Linked DNA regions of Homo sapiens: region 1 is linked to region 2. Evidence: read pairs that join two places in POLR2A ChIA-PET (ENCODE). Cell type or tissue: Caco-2. All regions are shown on one strand. Links, peaks and the distances in the headings refer to the core of each region. The heading gives the core; the rest is flanking DNA.

Evidence for each region. ChIA-PET counts read pairs that join two places held together with the same protein. Peaks named below come from ENCODE experiments on the same cell type or tissue, not always from the same donor. Only the 100,000 strongest peaks of a DNase experiment are listed, where the experiment ranks them.
Region 1: POLR2A ChIA-PET joins it to region 2 with 13 read pairs; 1 of 35 experiments calls an interaction of 5 or more read pairs at or near these places.

Annotation. Positions count from the first base shown.
Region 1 is chr11:69,598,537-69,603,911 of GRCh38, forward strand. No RefSeq gene overlaps it. Among named protein-coding and RNA genes, the nearest start is that of CCND1, 40 kb to the right of the region's middle. RefSeq lists enhancers at 2,346-2,846, 2,847-3,347. In Caco-2, for the core only: no CTCF peak of the experiment used is centred there; a DNase peak (open chromatin) is centred at 3,025.
Region 2 is chr11:69,271,933-69,277,307 of GRCh38, forward strand. No RefSeq gene overlaps it. Among named protein-coding and RNA genes, the nearest start is that of MYEOV, 20 kb to the right of the region's middle. In Caco-2, for the core only: no CTCF peak of the experiment used is centred there; a DNase peak (open chromatin) is centred at 2,799.

The DNA of each region.
Region 1 (5,375 bases), core at 110-5,109, 330 kb after region 2:
AAGAGCAAGAGACACCAGACAGCCTACTCCCTCTCTTCCTCCACCATGCAAAGACACAGCAAGAAGGCGGCAGTCTGGCAGCCAGGAAGGGAGCCCTCACCAGGAGCTAAACCCAACAGGAACCTTGGTCTTGGACGTCTGGCTTCCAGAATTGTGAGAAAATTCTGTTGTTTAAGCCACCCAGTCTGTGGTATTTTGTTATAACACCCTAAGCAGATGGAGGCAGCTCTCCTTGCTTTGCTAATAATAATCATTTACCTAGGTACATGAATTCAGGTGTTCAGAAAGCTTTCCTGGCCAGGTATGGTGGTTCACACCTGTAATCTCAGCACTTGGGGAGGCAGCAGTGGGAGGATTGCTTGAGCCCAAGAGTTCAAGACCAGCCAGGGCAACATGGTGAAACCCCATCTCTACTGAAAATAGAAAAATTAGCCAGGCATGGTGGCACTCCTGCAGTCCCAGCTACTTGAGAGGCTGAGAGGTAGGAGGATCGCTTGAGCCCAAGAGTTCGAGGCTGTAGTGAGCCATGACAGCAACACTCCACTCCAGCACAGTGACTCACTCCTTTAATCCCAGCACTTTGGGAGGCCAAGGTGGGAGAATTGCTGGAGCCCAGGAGTTCAAGACCAGAAAGCTTTCCTACCCTTACCTCTCAATCTTAACACTCCATGGTGCAAATGCTTTGGGGGTGGTGGGGCCAGGCCAGAGCCCAGGGCTCAGCCCCCTGGCTCAGTACTACGTCCCATACTCCAAAGTTAGATTTCAGAGCTGTTTGTGATCAGTCTACTTGGGCACTTGAGAATGAAACCCATTTCTCAGATTGAAAACAGAGGCCAGAGGAGTTAAACAAAGGCCTAGAAGTCCGAGGAGCCTGGCTGTACATATTCATTTATAGCATAAACAAACTGACCAATTGTAATAAAATGGGTTAAAGAGGCTGGAGAGGCAAAGAGAGTTTCTGAGTTCCTGCCCACCAGGCACACCCTGCAGGTTTCTCCAGAGATGTTCCTGTTCTCTTCGCAGCCAGGGATCTCCCCCTTGGAGTTCCCAGCCGTGCACCTAATCCTGCCTCATGAAACTGGATCCCACCAGACAGCTAAGCCTTCGGATGCCTGTAATTCCTTGGCTAATGCTAGGCTTAATTAAGACATCGACTTTAATAGCATTCTCACCGATTAAGAAATGGCAGGTCTGAAAGATGATATTTCCTGGTGTGCAAAGATATCATGATGAAATCTCCAAGTCATCGTTTCAACACAGGAAGTTATCGGCTACCTGGGGCAGTGCCCGTCCTGCTGCACAATTGGCCCGCTGTTAGCAGCGTTATTTAAGAGGCTGAGGCATCCATGTTTCCCAGGAGCCGGTCAGTGGGGAAAAAAAGGATCAATTGAGTATTTTAGCTCTGCATATAGGTCTTCTCGATGTTTGGTTTGCTTTGATGCGGAGTAAAAGTAAGCGTTATACGTTTGAACTTGTTGCTTTATCTTTTCCAGACTTCTGTCATGTCTCAAAGTCAGCTAAAAAAAAAAAAAAAAGTCAGCTTGAGTTAAATTAGCATTTCTGCCTCTCTTCCTTTGCCTGTCAGTTTTAAAAATAAGTATCGTAGTTTTATAAAAATCGAGTACCAGAATCTTTACAGTTCCACATGGCATAGCTGCCACCCAAGTCGAACGTGAAGCTGAGCTCCCGTTAGATCTGCAGACACTCCCCATCAATGTCCATCTGGTGCATCAGGGTTGCGGGGTACACTGGAGAGGAAACACAATTTCTATAAGGAATGGAGTACAGTTTATAAAACAAGCTATTTGTTTCCACCATGAGGTGGTCTATCTCTAGCAGGGTGTTGCCCTTTTTATAACATGGGTCTCTGTTTTTGAAAGAAATTGTCTGTTATGTGCAAATTATTATTTTTGGAAGGAGGAAACCAAAATGTCAGTGCATTCCTAAGCCACCCTAGGGGTAGGGGTGAGGAGACTTTCCTGGGATCCTCCTCCATCGTCCAAGCAGAATCAAAGCTGGGGCAAGATTTCACTTGAGTCAGCACCACCCTCCACCCCCATGTCTCCATCCCTGGAGCTTAGATGGATTCAGTAGAGTGATGAGTTAATACTAGTTTCCTTCCTTAGCCAACTGGCCACTTAGGGTCCAGAGAAGAGACCTTCCGTGGGCACTGACCAAGGCCAGCACCCACAGCAGGAAGAACTGCTGGCAACGGGCAGCTCCAGACCCCATATCTGCGCCTCTTGGGAGGGACAGTGGCCTGCGGAGCGGCACCCACATGGGAGCGTGTGCGTCCCAACAGAACTCTCCCTGTGTAAACCCCTTCTCGCCTGGGACCCAGTGCCACATTCAGACCTCGGAAATTCATGTGTACTCAGGAAATTCAAACACATTATCATTTTCCAACATGCGGTGATGACGGTAATGACACTGGGAGGCCTTCACTCAAAGCAACCGTGGATGGAGCTGACAGGGCAAGTGTTAATAGGACCACCACTGATGAACAGGGAAGGAAGCAAAGCCAACCATATTTCCACTCCTCCTTGGCTCTCGATAACCCCTGGGCTCCATACCCCCACCAGGCCCCAGGACTGTGGCCAGTCCTCGCCTGCCTTTGTTCTTTGGCAGGCCCGCTGGCCTCTCCACCAGGCAGCCACATCCTCTGCAGAGATGCACATATTCGTTTATTTATTCAATTCATTTTGACTTATTCATCAGATTTAAATGGACTCTTTTTCATAAAAGCCCAAAGAGTAGAAGGGAGGTGGCTCTCCAGATGCAGGCGCTGGGCCCCATGAGTTTCCTGTTAAACCCTTGATGAGGTCCCTACATGTGCAAGACCACGGTGGCAGAGAGGAGGCCGAGAGCAGAGGCCATGGGAGACAACAGCTGCTTCACGCCCAGCTTTGAGGGCCAGCCTGGCCAGGAGAAACCTGAAGGTGGGAACCTGCAGCTTCCTGGGCCCAGCTGAGCCTGGGGTGAATCCACATGTTTACAAGAGGGTGCAGTATGCAGGACCGGCCGCACAGCTCAGATGGAAACTCCCCTCCTACAGTCAAAGTCCAGATTCCTGGCTTGGCCTTCAAGTCTCTCCAGACCGACTACTTTTCCAGCATCCACTTCAGAGCCCTGTGGTCAACACAGCAGAGCAGCCGCTTTCTCATCCCCAAGCTCACCATCCAGGTCCCCTGTGTTGGCCTGGCTTCTGGGAGCATCCCCTAGTCTCTGATGAAAGCTGCTGAGGACTGACAGCCATGTCCTGAGCCAAGAATTGACATTGACTGCATGAAAGCCACCTGGCCTGGAACATCCCACCAGAACCACCCTGCCTGGTAGGGCCATAGTCAGTGACTGACTGACTGACCCTGGGGGTCTAAGGGCCCCCATGCCTCACTGTGGGACTGACTCTGTGATGCAGGTCACACTCCAGAGCCCCCTGTGGGGCTGAAACCACCACTGTGCTGAGCCTCCCCTGCCCCATCTAGCCTCTCTCACTTTCTTTCTCTTGAAAGCCCTCTGTCAATCAATCCCATGGACCCAAACCCTTGTCTCAGGCTCTGCATCTGAGAAGCCTGGCCAGAGACCCTGCCCTTTCATATCCTTCTGGCTTTGCTGACTCTGTCCCCTCCATGGAAAGGCCTCTTTCTCCCTTAGCACGGGTTGAATTATGTCCCTCAAATATTTATGTGTTGATGTCCTAACCCCCCATATCTCAGGATGTGACACTGTTTTTGGGAACAGGGACTTCGAAGAGGTAATTTAAGTCCAGTGAGATCACATGGGTGGGCCTTAATCCCATCTGATCGATGTCCCTGTAAGAGGAGAGGAGGACACAGACACGCACAGAAAGACCACCCTGGAGGACACAGGGAGAAAGCAGTCAACTATAAACCATAGAGAGAAGACTCAGGAGCAACCAGCCCTGTGACACCTTAATCTGGGACTTCCAGCCCCAGGATGGTGAGAGGATCAATTTCTGTTGTTTAAGCCTCCCCATCTGCAATAGCTCATCATGGCAGCCCCAGCAGATCAAGACACTACTACATTCACTGACACTGCATTTGCCCTTCAGGATCCAGCTGTCATCCACCTGCAGTGCCTCCCCACTTCTCCAAGATAGAATCATTTCTGCAGCACATTCTCGTGCCCCTCTTAATATACATACCACATCCCCACTTGCATTATGCTAGTTATGTACATTCCTACCTTCAGCAGAGACTCTGTCTTTTAATGTATTCCTCCTTGCATTCCACGTAAGACCTACTAAATTGTCAATCAATGTTCATCGAGTTAAAAATGGACTTGGATTGAATTTCTTGACTCCCTGGGGCAGGCCACCTTCCTCCTCCCCAGCAGGCCGAGCTCAGTGGCAACTGAGATGGTATCGCACACGGGCACAGCGCAGGATCACGCTCCGGTCTCCGACACTGGCCCCATTTAAATGACTCTGGGGACAGAGAATAGGAACTTAAATTTCTTTCCATGCAGCTGAAGGCTTCCTCCTAGGAAGTCGCTGACTGAACACACCTCACCGAAAAGATCACAGATGAAACTGAAACCCTAGACCCATCTCAGGTCCCCTAGGGGCTCCTGATCTGTGGACCTGGCTTCCCCTAAGACCCCCTTTGGGAGCGAGGCTGCTGGGAGTCTGTGCACCAAGAGGTCAATTGTCCGATATCACTGAGCCAAAGCTATCTGTTTAACCGACAACATATCTGAGTGTCAGAATCAGCGACCATCATCCAAGATGCTGGAGTTTTTTCTTCCGCGTTGAAATGGATCCTTTGAGAGTCAGTCAAGGGGAAAGAATGTGGAAGGATGAAGCTCAGTAGAGCACCTCGGAGAAGGAGGCCCTCGGTTATAAGGGGGACATGAAAAACGGGGAATTTCCTCTCCCATCACAGGCTTCCCTCAGTTACCTCTACACCTTTCTGTAGAAAAACCACTCATTTGTTTTTCTGAAGACAGGAGGGCAGGGGGTGTGGGGATCATCCACAGCAAGGCATGTTTCCTGAGAATGTTTTTGATTGTCAGGAGGAGACTTTTCAAAGTAAACGCATGAGAGTCTCCCTACCCCCACCCTCCATACGAATACTGGGGGCTGCTTTGCATAAGCAGCTTGTCGGCAGGAAGAAGGCAAGTCGATGCATCCCAGGATGAATGATAACTGCGCGGCCCTGGGCTTATGAACAATAGCTTTCTGGCCAGACAACATTAGCCACAGCCAGGTTGCATTTTTAAAAGAATGTTTGTGCATTTTTTTTCTCCCTCCTAAAACTCGGAAGTCTCTTAAAAGACATCAAAACTGTTAAGTGCAGATATTCGGAATAAATCAACCCTTTTTCCCTCCAGTATGGTTGCTGTTGTAATAACAG
Region 2 (5,375 bases), core at 84-5,083:
AGCCTTCATTACAACCATCTTTGTAGCCATCCACATGTCCATCTGTTCATTGATCCATTCATTTACTTGTTTATCTATTCCTCTATCCAACTGTTAGTTATTCATTCAAAGCCCTTTCTAACCATCCATCTACATGTCCACCCACTCATTTATTCATCTTCCATCCACCGATTTACCTATTCATCCAGCCACCCATCCATCCATCCATCCATCCATCCATCCATCCAGTTACCCATCACTCCTTCAATCATCCATCCATTCTACCTATCTGTGTTTACCTTTCTAGTCCTCACGCATTCACTCATCCACCCATCCAACCATTTATCCATCATTCATCTACTCATCCACCTGTTAGTCCATGTACCAGTCTATCTGCTTATCGGTCATCATTCTAACCACCTATCCATCTATCCATCCTGCCATCTTCTCACCCCACTCATAAATGTGGCACTCTGTCCATCCATCTGCCCACCTGTCCCACTGTCCATTCACCTATCCATTCATTGATCCAGCCAAGCATCTATGGACAGATGCCACGAGGCTACCATTATTCATCGCAGAGCCCAGAGTAATGCTGTGTCTTGGATTATATGACTGCTCTTACTTGGTAGATGAAAACACTGAGATGAAATACAGGGGCAGCATACTTATTGGGAATAACTACTTAGGGTCAGAGAAACCTGAGTTCAAATCCTGACTCTATCATCCCATTAGCTCTGTGGCCTTGGATCAGTCATTTACTTCTCTGTGCCTCAGTTTCTTCCTGTGTAAAACAAGAATAGGAACATCTAGAATGTTATGGAAATTAAAGCTAAAACATGTATTATATTTCTTTACAACAAAATAAGTCTTTACTGAGTTTGGCTTTCTGGAGGAATGGTTGTTACAGGTGGGGCTGTGCCCATGGCTGGCTCCTGGAGACTCCTGGGCTCTGGCCCTGGCTGTGCAGATGGCCATTTGTCCTTCCTGTGCAGCTGACCAGTGCCAACAGCAGGGAGGTCTCTGGGGCCATCAGTGCCATCTGACGCTTGCTGCTCAGATATGGCCGTAGCCTGCAAGGCAAGTCTGGTCTCCCCCGCCCAGAGCTGGTGGCTGCAACCTGAGCCTGCAACCCAGAGGCCTTTGGCCCATGCTCCCAGGACGCAGAGTTTCCTTTGGCCCCTTCTGCCGGTGCACCCCCACCCAAGCCCAGCTCCTGGGCACAGGATGTGTGTGCACTTGGAGCAGAACAGAAATCAGAGCTGGAGGCCTCTGAGCTGCTGTCTCCCCGCCCACCAGGTAGGCCTGTCCCTTCCCCAGGGTAGGTAAATACAGGGTTCTATTTACGTGGCAACGCACGGGGCAGCCAGCGGTGGCAGGTCGGTGGCTTATGCAATGGCAGCGTGGCGCTTGGCAGCTCTGGGGTGCCGTGGGAAAGGGAGGTCTCCCTCATGATGTGACTTGTACCCTAGTCCCGCCCTTGGGGGTGACACCCCGTTTGGACCTGGTTGCCCCAGACAGCCCAGGCAGGCAAGAACACCTGGGCGCAAGGCCTCCCCTGTTGCTTGTCGGCTGGGCTCCAGCCCTTCCTGCAGGACTTTGGGGAGATACGTATTATCAGTTGCAGCATCCACAGGGACCTCCACCTCTAAGAACTCACCAGGTGCCAACACAGCTTCCACGCTTTGTCTCACTTCACCCTCCCTTTGTAGACGGGGAGACACAGAGAAGGGTCTCAGTGTGCATGGTCTCACTCTGCAACCATGCTCTAGGGCTGAAGCCACTGCTCTGGGCCAATTGTCCTCAGCCTGGCCAGGGCTCTGCCTGGGTGCGCCATGGCTTTCCCAAGTCCCCTCCTCCTGGAGGATAGTGGGGCAGCCGAATGCCAGGCAGCAAAGGACCCTCTCCCCACTTTCGCCATCCCAAGGCTCTAGCGGCTAAAAACATCCCCCACCCTGAACTGCTCTGCCAGCTTGAGGCTACCCCCTCTGGAAAGCCCTCCCTGACCTCCAAGTCCCAAGGTTGAGGCTCCCATGAGACCCTGAGCCCACCTCTCTGGACTTCAGTCTCCTCTCTGCCACAGGAGAATAATGGCTTTGAACTTGGAGCCGTCTCGCGGGTGAAAGGAGAAAATCATTGCAAAACTGCTCAGTATCCCACAGGCAGGAAGGGCTCAGCACCCGAAGTGTTCAAGCTATGTCCTGTGGCAGGTGGATGCTTCTACATCACCCGTCCTTGTCAGAAAGCCCTTCTGCAGGCAGCAGCTGCATCTTGCTTCCCTTTGGTCCCTTTCTTGATGCAGGTCCACTACTGTGGAGAGAAGGGAAAAGCCACTGGGCACCAGGTGGGTGGATGGGTGGACAATTGGAAGAATATTTGGACACGTGATCTGATGGCAGGAATTGAGGAAGGAGGGAGGGAAGGAGGACAGCAAGGCAGGGAAGGGAGAGGAGAAGAGAAAGCACCAGCCTTATAGCTCGGTCTACCCTGCAGTCCCTGGAGCCAGTCTGGGGCTATCCCAGCTCACCACACAGTTGCTGCCTGGCTACCCCTCTCTGTGTCTAGTTTTAATTTTTCATCTATCAAAGGGAACATAGCTGAACTAGCCCACTCTGTAGTGCCCTTGTGAGGATTAAACAAAGGAATCATGCAAGAGGACTGTCATGGTACAAGGCTCTCAGTAAGTGACACTTGAGTGTCCTTCCTCCCCAAGCAAGCCGGCTCCAGTTCCCAGCAAGGCCAGGTAGCTGCACGGCCATTCCTGCACTGGGCGTTCCCCCTGCCCGCCTCCCACGCTAGCCCTCCCCACTTGCTTGTTAAAATCCCCTGGATCAGTGCCTCTCCCAGGTATGTCCTGGTTATGTAATCACCGCCCGAGCAGTTACACACCAACTTGAGCTCTTTGCTGGCTCCTGTTTACTCTTTGGCTCAGGGGAGAGTTCCATTCAGAAGAAATTGCTATTGCTTCTCAGCCTTCCCATGGGAAAGCAGCATTAGGGAGGGGTTCAGTGAGCCAGCAGGAGTGGGGGGAGTGGAGGCAGGGGAGGAGTGGGGGGAGCAGGCCCTCACACAGCTCAGGGCTTGCTCCATACGCACAGCTTGCCAGCTACTTTATCTCTTTAAAAACAAAAGTCTCAAATAATTTTTTCACATGACCTCATTTTCTGATATACCTGAATATGGTTAAGAGAAAGGTGGACGATGACCTCATCCCATTCCCTATTCATGACTTGTTACCGTGTTTTGTTGCCCTTGCATTCATTCATGTGTGTTTGCATGCATCTATATACACATCCATCAATCCATCTAGTCACCCATTGATCCATTCATCTATTCATCCATCTATCCATACATTTATCCATCCATCTAGCCATCCACCTACATATTTATCCATCCACCCACATCTCCATCCATCTATCCATCCATCCATCCATCCACCCACCTATACACTCATCCATCCACCCATCCATGTACACATCCATCCATCCATCCATCCATCCATCCATCCATCCATCCATCCAACCATCCATGTATCAATCCATTTATCCATCTATCTATCCATCCACCTATGCACCAACTCATCTACTCATCCATACACACACCCACCCATCTACCCATCCATACACATACCCACCCACCCCTTCCTCCCTTCCATCACATAACATTTGTTGAGTTAATAGTAAAAGAAATAGTGGACTGGGTGTCCTATGACCTGATTTCCATTCTCAGTGCAACCCTTGTGCTGAGGCCAAGTTTGGGAGGGACATCTACCCAGGTCTGAGTCTCAGATATGCCATTTTCTCTTTTGTTCTTGGCCAAACTCTTTCCCTCTTTGAACCTCAGTATCCTCATCTGCAAAACAGGGCGATAAGGATTCTTGTCTTATTATTGGAAGGACATAAAAATAATGTAGACTTGGGAGTTCCTGGAATCATGTGAGCCTCCCGTGGGGACTCTTCAGGTCCTGTGCTTTCGGTGGAGGTGCTAAGATGGTGCAAGAGGAAGCCCTTGCTTTGGAGCTTCCTGTGCAGTGGAGCAGAGGAAGAACCAGCCAGGACTGGTGGGGTCTGTGTTGGATGGAGGTGGAGAAGACTGAGGGGCCTAGGCCACAGAGGGGCACAGCCTCAGGATAGGTCTTGGTGGCCATGGTTGGAGGATTAGATTCAGGCTTTCAAGCAAGGTAGATAATGGCTGCATTGGTATTTTGGAAGGACCCCTCTGTCTGCTGTGGAAGAAAACTAGTAAAGAGACTTGCAGTTGCCTGACTAGACCATGAGACTGAAGAGTAGGGGGTGACACTAAACTTCACAGACACTTTTCCTCCTGAATGCTGAAACTGTGCAGGCACCAGAATCACTGATTTAGGTCTCAGGTGACCCAGATCACACTGGATCTCTGGTCCTTCTGTAATATGGCATTTGTGCCTTATCTTCCCAGCCTGCGTCCCTGGCAGACATTGCTAATCAATTGCAGCTCTCTTTCCCCAGAGCCTAAAACTGTGTGGTCTAGTACAGTAGACACTAGCCATCATTTAAATATGGCTCTTTAAATCTAAATCAATTAAAATTAAATAAAATTAACAATTCAGTTGCTCAATTGCCAGAGTCACATCGTTTCGGTCTTTCTTTTTTAAATTTAGAGATAGGGTCTCACCCTGTCACCCAGGCTGGATTGCAGTGGTGCAATCATTATAGCTCATTGTAACACTGAACTTCTGGGCTCAGGCGACCCTCCAGCTTCTGCCTCTCAAGTAGCCCAGACTAGAGGTGGGCATCACCAAGAACAGATAATTGTTTATTTTTTGTAGAGTTGGGGTCTCACTATGTTGCTCAGGCTGGTCTTGAACCCCTGGTCTGAAGCTATCCTCCCACCTCAGCCCCCTGAGTAGCTGGGGCCACAGATGTGAGCTACCGTGCCCAGCCTACAGCCACATTTCAAGTGCTACTATAGCTATTGGGTACCAGATGGGACGGAGCAGGTACAGAGCATTTCTATTGTCAGAAGAGTTCTGTTGGTCTGTGCTGACCTCAGCCAGGTCCCATAGCCAATTCTGGGTCAGTGAGGAGCTGGGAAGCATAATAAGCAGCCTCTGCGCCTCTCTGGGCTAAGCAGTGGTGAATTTAGCCCAACTTGATGCCCCCCATGCTCATATCTCATGGCAGTTTTTCTTTCTACCTGAATTTTGCACGTAAAATCAGACTTAAAAAAGCAAAGTCCTTCTGGGCTGACCCTTCTCAAGTTCACTTTCTTTTTTTCTCTCAAGAAAAAAATTTTTAAAAAAAGGAAGTAGGAAAAGCCCAGCTTTGCCATGGGCCATAGATGTCACTGCAAGTGTCATTTCAGTCCTGAGCTCACCTGGCCTCTCCAGCCTCCGGAGGCTGCATGCTTCTGTTTTT